Linked DNA regions of Homo sapiens: region 2 is linked to region 1. Evidence: read pairs that join two places in POLR2A ChIA-PET (ENCODE). Cell type or tissue: HepG2. All regions are shown on one strand. Links, peaks and the distances in the headings refer to the core of each region. The heading gives the core; the rest is flanking DNA.

Region 1 (5,378 bases), core at 111-5,110:
ATCCATCCATGCCTCCATCCATCCATCCATCCAGCCATTCATCCATCCATTCCATTCCATCCATCCATGCATCCATTCATTCATCCATCCATGCGTCCACTCATCCATGCATCCATCCATCCATGCATCCATCCATCCATGCATCATCCATCCATGCATCATCCATCCATGCATCCATCCATCCATCCATCCATCCATCCATCCATCCATCCATTTATCCATTCCATCCATCCATGGATCCGTCCATCCATCCATTCAACCATGCATCCATTCCTCCATACATTCATCTATCCAACATTTTTGAGGCCCTTCTTTGCCGGGCCTTGTCCTGGGCTGTTGAAAAATGCAGATGAAGAATGTAAAGCCAGGTCTCAAGATGCTCATGGTTTATTCCCACATTTGTGTAATAGGTGGAACAAGCCGATGTGATTGGGAAGAAAAACTAGGAGCGTGTTCTACGTAATACACTGAGCTATTGAAGTGAGAGACTTCGTTATCTGATGAAACTTTCAGGGAACCTCCTTCTTTCCCATGCTGCAATGTAGGGTTTTACTATTTATCTTAGAAGTAAATTCCATATCTGAAGACTTCACTCTGTCAGAGCTACTTTGTTTTAAACTTAAATTCTCCCTTTTGCATTTCAGCTTGCAGCATTGGAAGTCAGAAACTTCAGAGAGGATGCTGAGCCAATGGTCACGGTACTTGTCACTAGGCAGAATTCTCTGGTGGGCCAAAGGGTGTGCTGGCCCCTTCAGGGCAGGGAGGTGGAGCTATGAACCCAGGACTCAATTCTTGCTCAACCAATCTCAAATTCTGTGACCCTATCAAAGTCACTGAACATCTCTGAACCTGTTTCCCCTTCTGTAGAGTGAAGGTGCAAACACGACTAAGAGCAACATTTGGTGAGAGGACGGATTGAGATGGTACACATGTCAGGGGCTTCTCATATGCACATGCAAAAGTACCATTATTATTATTATTATCTAGGGCACTAGACTTCTGGGAGCATATGCAGAAAAAAGAATCACGCTTGGAATGAAAAAAAGTGGAGGCTGGTCCCCTGTGCCATCTACACCAACCAAGGCAGCTTCTGACTGAAGTTTCCTCATCTGCAAAGTGGGGTTGATCATAGCATCTCCTTAAGTGGCGGTGATGTTGAAATGAGACAGTGTGTGAGCAAGTGCTTTGCATGAGGGTGGAAGAGTGAAGTCTGTGCCTTTGTTATAGAAACAATTATTCCCTCGCCTCACTACTTTTCCACTGGCTGTTCTTTTTCCTGTTTTTAGACTAATAAGTCCCTGGTGCCTTTTATGGTAAACTGCCTCTCATCCTCTTCGCAAGCAGATTGCGCCTGGCTAGTAAATTTAATAAAAGTAATATGTCTTTGTTTCCTTTGTGGGCACCAAAGCCCTTCTCCCTTTGCTTCACATATGCCACCTTTTCCCTCTATCACCCATTCCTTTCCTTTGCTTCATGAATGTAAAGGCAACTCTAATTGGTCCTTCTCTCTGCCTTCCCAGCTTGTTGTCTCAGCTGGTGCCTGCTCTGAACCTTCCATTGAAAGAAGCCTAAAATGAAAAGTGGGACCCCAGGCCCCATCCCCCAAAGCAACCACTGTTACCCATTTCCTGTGCCTTTTCAGAAATAGACTACGACCATGGACACATATGTGTAGATTGTAGCCTACATTTTCCTACAAATTGGGGCCATTACATATGGTGTTCCGAACCTGGCTTTTAAAATTTCACAATCTATTGTTGAGGTCATTTTGTGTCAGTACACATAGAGTTCCTTTATTCTTTATTTTTGGATGAGTAATAGGATGTGATGTGGGACTTTTCCACTTGTTCTGGAATTACAGCCAAGGGTCGATGATGTAAACAAAAGATGCTAGGTGTTCCTGCATTCTACAGAGAGCCCTGACCAGAGGCCGCCGTCGCCTCTGCAAATAACTTAAGAGGACTTGGAAACCTTCCTTATGCATCAACCACCCAGGCAGGTTTCTGTGGGGAGCACACTAGGCCTGGGAGGAGGTGGAAAATCAGCCTTGGGGACTTCTGTCTGCCTGGGGAGACGTGACTTCCTTTCCTCCCAAAAAGCTTCCTGTCATGTAGGTGGATGGGAAAGGGATCCTGGAGAGTCACTTGTGGAGCTTGCTAGAAGGGGAGACAACGGGCCTTCAGCCTGATGCTCGCTGAGCCGCGGAATCGAGGGTCCATATGAGGGCACGCCATGGAAGAAGGGCATTGAGACAGCCAAGAGGAAGCTTGTGTGACCATAGAGGCTGGGTACCCGCTGGCTGCCTGTGCTAGAGGGCAGAAGGGATCTGTGGGGTGTAGGACGCTATGGCTGGGAAGCCAGAGACAGCCCTGCCATCCCAGTTCTGGGGCCTCAGCACTACCAAGAGGACCTACTGGAGCTTTTCCAGAGTGCTCCAGGAGTGCCAAAAGTGGGCCTTGGGAGCTGGCATTCCCCAGGCTGGACCAAAAGGGGACAAAGCCCCTTCCTGTGGCAGGTCCCCAGTGACAGAGGGCCTGGGGTGGAGCTGAACACTGCTCCCATGAAAGCCACACCCACCACCTCAGAGACCACCAGGATCCCACAGAACCTTCTTCGCTAAAGCAGATACCAGGGAGCTCCTGCCTCCGACAGGCCCACCAGCAAGTGGAAGAACTCAGCCATCTGGCTACCTTCCTTGCCCCCAACATCAGGAGAGACCTCAGAGCTCAGCCCAGGCCACCCCTCGGCAGCTGCTGGGGAGGGGAGGCTTTTGAACATTAACAAGATTGGAATTTACAGAGAACTGGACACACTCCAACTACAGAACCTTCTTCGCTAAAGCAGATACCAGGGAGCTCCTGCCTCCGACAGGCCACCAGCAAGTGGAAGAACTCAGCCATCTGGCTACCTTCCTTGCCCCCAACATCAGGAGAGACCTCAGAGCTCGGCCCAGGCCACCGCTCGGCAGCTGCTGGGGAGGGGAGGCTTTTGAACATTAACAAGATTGAAATTTACAGAGAACTGGACACACTCCAACTACAGAAAGTTGCAGGATCTGCCCAAGTTGTCATTAAAGGACAGTCAGGAGAGATTAGACACAAGGCAGTTGAAAGGCAAATTAGGGGGCACAAAGGCAATTTAGGGGGCAGAAAAGAAACTTTATATTTACACTTCATGGATTGAGACTTCTCAATCAACTCCTTCCAGGTGCCACGGCAACCGGCTCTAAAAAGGGGCCATCATTGGTTTAAACTGTTCCTTGGATTGGTTCAGTCTCTTGCTAGTTCAAAAACAGTGCTGCCAGGCAGCTTCCCACGTAGACCTTGAGCTTGTCTCTTGTTTGAATCAATTTGGGGAAACATTATTCAGAGTTGAGCCTCATATTTTCATAGTTTGAATACATCCTCTGCCTCTTGAAGACTGCTGTTCTGCCCTCAAACTCAAACTCTTTTGAATTTGCGTGCCCAGTAGCCAGGCTGCCCTGCCTTGTTGGGGGTCTGGGCTCAGCTGTCTCAGCATGGTTCGTGAGGGTCAGGCCCACCCCACCCTGGGGGACAGGTGTTCTCTGCACTCTGTTCTCCAGATAGGGCCTCTCTTCCAGCACCTCGCTCTTGTCCTTTTGGTGGCTTCCTCCTCCTTCCCCATCCTTTGGGGGCAGAATCCTTCTGCCTGTTCCCTTTCAGGTCAAGTTCTGGATCCTTGGACCCATGTTGTTTAGGCGCTTGTATTACAGAGTGGGAGGATCAGCCCTTACCTGTGAAATGGACCTGGGTTGGAAACACTGTGGGTTTGACTCACAGAATGAGGGTCTCTAAATTCACAGATGGGTCCTGGGTGATACCATCTGTGAAACCTGATGCACCTGAATCACCTAGAGACAAACTCAATGACTCAGTTACTTTCCAGAGCTTGGAATAGAGCAGCTTCACTCATGGAGGGACAGGAGGGTGCCCTCCCTGGAGCAGGCTGAGGGCAGGCACAGCCACCAGGCCCTTTGCATTTTTGTCAAAGTAGTTGAATCCAATTGCTGCTGCTAATATTAGGTTGGTGCAGAAGTAATCGCGGTTTTTGACATTACTTTTAATGTCAAAAACCGCGATTACTTCTGCACCAACCTAATGCATGAATTGATAGCTTGGACTTAGTTCTGAGATCCTTTCTGCACATGTGGGCATCCCCCATGCTCGAGTTCATTTTGAAGCCACAAACACCCAGCAGCAGAGGCAGACAATTCCTAGTAATCTTTCAGAAAACTCAATTTCCAGCCATGTATGACAAAATGACTATTTAATGAAGGCAAATGTCATGCTTAAATATTTTTAGTTTTTCTTGTCGGTGAGTGAATCGTTTTGAATGACAGATTAAATTTCAAGGGGTGCAAGAATCTCAACAGAACACCATTCCTTTTCTAATTTTTTGTTCCATTGACTCTCGGAAACCCTCTCAGTGATTCAGGAAGCTGTCTAGGGCTTTCTGACAGCACATCATACGCTCAGCAGATCAGTGAAACCCCTATCAGTAGAGCTGCGACTGAACCCATTGTGAGTTCCGGTCCTCTTAAAGGAAAAGCTCTTCCCACTGAACGGGCTCCCATCTGCACCTGCTTTAGATTCTGTAACTTCCTCAACCCATTTGCTTCTTCTCCTTTAGAGGTGCTCATGGCAGAGGTCATTCTTTTTACTTCAGTGGCTTCAGTCGGCAAAGGCTTTTGCTAGGAGCTGCCTTCGTGGGTGACAGATGAGGGGACATGAGGATTGTGACAGGGCTCAGACACCTCTGCTCCCTTCCCTCCAAAGCCAGGAGAGAGCTCTGAAGGGAGGGGGGAAGGAGGGGTGAGGCACCCCCTCCGGGGCCTCTCCAAGGAAGGAATGGATCCTGCTGTCAGTTCCTCCCAGGTTCCAGCCTATCGCTTGGCTCTAGAGGAAACTCCAGAATGAATGAAGAAGAGGTTCAATGGATGACTAAGAATATGAACTGCGAAGTTCTGGAGACAAATGATAAGAGGTCAAATAGTGTGATGGGAAAAACTCAACCCACCATGGTACTGGAGGTTGAGTGAGTGGGCTTCGATTTATCCCCACTATTTGCTAACTGGGTAATCTGGGCAAGAAATCTCTCCTTTCAGAGTTTTAGTTTCCTCATCTATGAAGCAAGGGGTTTGGAGCAAATAATCTCTAATCTTCCCTCTCTATTGTTAAAATTCTCAGAGTAGATGGTTGCTATGCCCACCCCTCACCCTGGGCCCAATTCCAGTCCTTTCAGAATTGGCTTATGCTAGAAAGCAGTTGTCGTTGAGCAAGAAAGAACTCTGGGGCCATCAAAAAGAGGTTGCTTGGTGAGAGGAGTTTGCGCACACCAATGGTAGGCACCCAGGGTGA
Region 2 (5,378 bases), core at 62-5,061, 360 kb after region 1:
CTGTGACAATCAAAAATGTCTCCAGGCGGCCGGGCACAGTGGCTCACGCCTGTAATCCCAGCACTTTGGGAGGCCGAGACCGGTACATCACTTGAGGTCAGGAGTTTGAGACCAGCCTGACCAACATGGTGAAACCCCATTTCTACTAAAAAATACAACAATTAGCTGGGTGTGGTGGCAGGCACCTGTAACCCCAGCTACTCGTGAGGCTGAGGCAGGAGAATCGCTTGAACCCAGGAGGCGGAGGTTGTAGTGAGCTGAGATCACGCCATTGCACTCCAGCCTGCGCAACAAGAGCAAAACTCCGTCTCAAAAAAAAGTCTCCAGGCATTGCCAAATGTCCCCTAGGGGAGAAGGAAGGGTGCAAGACAGGCCCCAGTTTAGAGCCACTGTACTAAGTATTTAATAGAGATAGGCTTCTTCCCCTCCTCCCATCTACCTAGTCCTCTGAAGAAACCTAGGGATTATTCTAGACACCTCCCTTTTTTTGTACCTAATCAATCAGTGACCAAATCCAATGGAATCTGCCTCCTAAATACCTCCTGCCTTATCCCCTGGCTCATTTTCACCGTCATCACCATTTCTGCCTGGACAGCTCTGCAACTGCCTAGGGTTGTCCAACTCAAATCCAATCTCCCCAAAGCTGCATGGTGAGCTTTAGAAAAGCCCAGATTGCCGGGCCCAACGACTTGCACCTGTAATCCCAGCGACTCAGAAGGCTGAGATGGGAGGATTACCTGAGGCCAGGGGTTCGAGACCAGTCTGGGCAACATACTTACTAATAAGAAAAGCCCAGATCTCAACAGGTTTCTCAAGGTGCCTCAAACAATATAGTCCCAGCTCCTTGATGAGGTCCACAAAGCTGTTCACATCCAGCCACTTCTTCCTTTGGCTTTTACAGTCTGGCCACTCAGGCCTCAGCTGTGCCTTCCCCACCCCAACCCCACCCCCAACCAACCCCTGCTTGAAGCACTCCCGGACACACCACAGCGTGATGGTTCCACTCCGGGTGTCTACAACCGGACTGCTTGTTCAAGTCCTGGCTCAGCCACTTACTAAGTAGTTCTGTGACCCTGGGCAAGTTATTTAACCTCCTTGAACCTCAGTTTCCCCACCTATAAAATGACAGCACCTACCTCAAAGGGCTATTGTGAGGATTTATGTTATTTTTCTAAATGTTTATTTTAATTGATGAAAATTGTATCTGTTTGTCATGTACATGTTATTTCGAAATACATACACACTGCGGAATGGTTAATTCAAGCTAGTTAACCTATGCATTACCCCACATACTTACCAAGTTTGCATACGAAGAACATTTAAAATCTACTGTCTTGGCAATTTTGAAGAATACATTGTTACTAACCAGAGTCACCATGTCCCACAAGAGGTGAGTTTGTTTCTGTAGCACATTTACATCAACACCTAGCCAAGTGACAACTTCATGGACAGGATGAGGTGGGTTGGCAGATTCCAAACTTCCTAACACTGCTGTCACTCCAGGGGAGGAGTGACATCTCAGTTTTCTAGGTCTGTTGTGGTTTAACACCTGGGCAAGGAGGACACTGCCCTTCTTAGCCAGGCAGCATGGATCCTGGAGTCACAAAAGAAACATTGGTTTCAAGCAGATGCTCTGGTATTGACAGTGGCAGTTTCAACACCTTCTTTGCCCTTTTAAGAGCCTCTGGGGGGGAAATATGGTATAAAGCAATCAAACATGGGTCTGCAACCTTCTTCCGTGGAACACATTTGCCTTTCTTGGGGCCTAGAGAGGAGAGGTCTTTTCACTTAGAATTTGAGGAAAGAGAATAAAGAGTAAAATTCTCAGTAATGACACAGACTAGAAAATAGGAGGAGGGGCTGAGCACGGTGGCTCACACGTGTCATCCCTGAACTTTAGGAAACCAAGGTGGGAGAAACCGCTGAGCCCAGGAGTTAGAGGCCAGCCTGGCCAACATACTGAGATCCCATCTCTTAAGGAAAAAAAAGAAAGAAGAAGAAAATAGGAGGAGTAATCTATATTGCATAAACAAATTAGAATTCAAAAAGACATTTAAAAAGATGTTTTTGCTTTGACCAACTGACCTCATGATTATCTAACCTGAGATCATCACTTGAATGGAGTAAACGGTCAAGGGGTCTGATTCGGTGCTTGGGACTGGAGATAAATCATTGGGATGTGGCTGTGGCTCTGAAGAGGTGCCTAATCTATACGAGACAGACACATAAACCAACAATCCTTCATTGCTGTCAGTGAAGTATTCAGTAGAAGTAACTATGCAGAAAGGTGCTATTGAGTCTGGGATGTGAAGAGGGATAGTTGGAGACAGAGTGCCCAGCTTTGAACAGTGACCTCTGAGCTCACTCTTAAATAATAAAACACACTAACAGCTGTGATTCTGGATGCCCAGGCTTCATTGGTCCCTGACCCCTGTCCAGGCCTGTCTCTCCAGTGTGACAAGTACTCCAGTGCTACCCCAAATTCCTTCAGTTAATTCTTTCTCTGTTGAATTCATCAGATTCAATTGCTGTTGCCTGCAATCAAAACCCTATCAAAGATTTTGTATCAAAGAGAAGATGCGCTACAAGAAACTGGAATGGCTGGGAATGGGGAGGTACTGGTTCACGAGTAAGGCATTTCCAGTTTTGCAAGATGAAAGAGTTCCATGGCTAGACAGGGGTGATGGCTGCCAACAGTGTGCATGCATGTAATGCCACCAAACCATACACTTTAATGTGGCTAAGAGAGTCCATTTTGTCATGTGTATTTTACCACCTTTTTGAGATGGAGTCTCGCTCTGTCGCCAGGCTAGAGTGCAGTGGCACCATCTTGGCTCACTGCAATCTCCGCCTCTCAGGTTCAAGCGATTCTCCTGCCTCAGCCTCCCGAGAGGCTGGGATTACAGGTGCGTGCCACCACACCCAGCTAATTTTTGTATTTTTAGTAGAGACGGGGTTTCACCATATTGGCCAGGATGGTCTCTACCTCCTGACCTCGTGATCCACCTGCCTCAGCCTCCCAAAGTGCTGGGATTACAGGCGTGAGCCACCGCGGCCGGCCTTACCACCATTTTTTAAAAATTGCTTTAAGAAATTGGAATGGCTGAGTGAAGGGAAGTGGGTACTCAGAGTCCCACAATCCCAGTGTGGGGAAGTTGCTCATTCTTGATACACCAGAGAGCAAAAGCAGAGTGGGTTAAACTGCCCCTGTTGTCTGTTAGACCCAAAACTGTGTGCCTCTTCATTCTAGGCTATTTTAAAATTGCCTCAAGGCAGATGTGGTGGGGATTAGCAGGGCTGTGGGACTTACTGTTAAGACCCAGGAATTCCCAGAACCACAGACCTCATCTAGGTGAGATCACTGGCTGCCATTACCAGCCCATGGAATTGACTAGACACAAAACTCAGAGCCTGAGTTTTCCTGGGAGCAGTTTTGCCAAAGACATTCTCAGTAAGGCTGGAACAAGCCTGTGGCTATTCAACCCCAAGACAACCAATCCTGAAGCCCCAGACTAATGCCAAGCAGCACCCAAGAAAAGGAGCTTTGCCAGTGCCTACCCCATCCAGGTGCAGCTGCAGAGGACAATGACCAAGCGAGATTCTCACCCTGGACGGACTTCAGCAGAGGCAAGCTGCCAGACCGGCTGACCAAAGCAAACGCTCCCAGCTGTTCCTGTTCAGCCAGCTACCCCACTGTGAGTGTCTTATTTTCCCCTTTTCCAAATAGAAGGTTCATTGTAGTCATCCTGTTCTTTCTTGCCCATTGCAGGTTCAATGTTTTGAGAGACATAGCCTATTTAGTCATAAATCACCAGATAATTAAAAAAAAAAAAAACCTCCTTTCAGGTGTAATATTACCCAGAAATCCTTGCAATACTTAGCTGCATATTCGGGTCACCTCCCTGGAGAAAGGGAGCATGTGCATTTCACGAAGCCAGGGGCATTTCTGAAGGTGGATGGATTATCCAAGGTGTGGAATGCAGGGTCACCGTGCCTGACTTTACCCCTGGCTCAAAAGGTAAGAAAAAAAGGTAATTCTATCTCCTCCTTGCCACGGTGACTGGTTGCAGGATGAACAGATCTCAGCCTCTGTGGGCCCTGAGACACAACAGAAGATTTAAGGCACAGGAGGCCGTTCTCTTTCCTTTACAAGTACACAGTTATAAACAAACAAACAAAAAAAAAAAAAAAAGAGGGCATAGCTCTGGCTGGGCATGGTGGCTCACACCTGTAATCCCAGCACTTTGGTAGGCCGAGGCAGGTGGATCACTTGAGGTCAGGAGCTCAAGACCAGCCTGGCCAACATGGTGAAACCCCATCTCCATTAAAAATACAAAAATTAGCTGGGTGTGGTGGTACATGCCTGTAGTCCCAGCTACTCGGGAGGATGGGGCAGGAGAATCGCTTAAACCCAGGAGGTGGAGGTTGCAGTGAACCAAGATGGTGTCACTGCACTCTTGCTTGGGCTACAGAGTGAGACTGTCTTGAAAAAAAGTAAAAAAATAAAAAAAGGCATAGCTCTGTCAGTGGCAGCCAGCCTAGGACCAAGAAGCCCTGGAAAGAGCCAGGCTGTAGAAGGGAAAGCAGAAAAAACAATGAACCTGGTTCCTGAAGACATCCCTGAGCTGGCCCATTTCCCTACTGTCTAGGTGAACATTTCCTAATTGAGACATCATAGCTGAACAACATAACTAGTTCCCATGACAACTATCAATTATCTTTCACAATTTATGGGCCACCATAAAACACGAATTGAGACAGACCAACTCAAGCCTCACAATTCTAAGATGCCATCAACTGTCAGCTGTCACTTTTTGGGGGTGAGAGGAGTGGAGGAGGATGGTGTGAGTACAAGAAACCTACCAACACTTTAAACACATATCGACTGCAACATGAATTCAGAATTATTAAAAGGCTGGGGGAAGGGGGACAAGGACAAGTCTCTGATTAAAAGTAACATGGTGTTTGTCAACTCCTCCCTTCTGTTTGGGAAGAGATACACTTTAGGTCACACCCAACAGTGGCTGGATATTACAAGTCAGTTGAAAGAAACACTGAAGAGCTGACCGCTCACAGGTGAGTATAGCTATGCATAGCTATCACTTTGATATCTAAACCTATTCAACACCTTATACGGTCATGAAAAGGTCTCTAACTCAAAACCTAAGAAAACAATAATAAGGAGAAATGGATTTGAGTCTGATCACAGGAGACAATTTCCATAGCACACACAAAAAATTTCAGAGAACCCAAACCACTACTAGCAATGTAAATTACTTTCACGCAACTGGAGTGCACAGAAGGATGGAAATTCAAACTTTAAGTGTCCACAGTGGAGAGAAATGAAACATCTATTTTGCAAACTGCAAGTGGGGAAA

What was found. ChIA-PET counts read pairs that join two places held together with the same protein. Peaks named below come from ENCODE experiments on the same cell type or tissue, not always from the same donor. Only the 100,000 strongest peaks of a DNase experiment are listed, where the experiment ranks them.
Region 2: POLR2A ChIA-PET joins it to region 1 with 5 read pairs; 3 of 35 experiments call an interaction of 5 or more read pairs at or near these places.

Annotation. Positions count from the first base shown.
Region 1 is chr18:58,414,452-58,419,829 of GRCh38, reverse strand. No RefSeq gene overlaps it. Among named protein-coding and RNA genes, the nearest start is that of MIR122HG, 29 kb to the left of the region's middle. In HepG2, for the core only: no CTCF peak of the experiment used is centred there; DNase peaks (open chromatin) are centred at 1,829 and 2,909.
Region 2 is chr18:58,055,709-58,061,086 of GRCh38, reverse strand. All of the region lies in intron 1 of NEDD4L (NEDD4 like E3 ubiquitin protein ligase), which reads right to left. Among named protein-coding and RNA genes, the nearest start is that of NEDD4L, 14 kb to the right of the region's middle. In HepG2, for the core only: no CTCF peak of the experiment used is centred there; no DNase peak of the experiment used is centred there.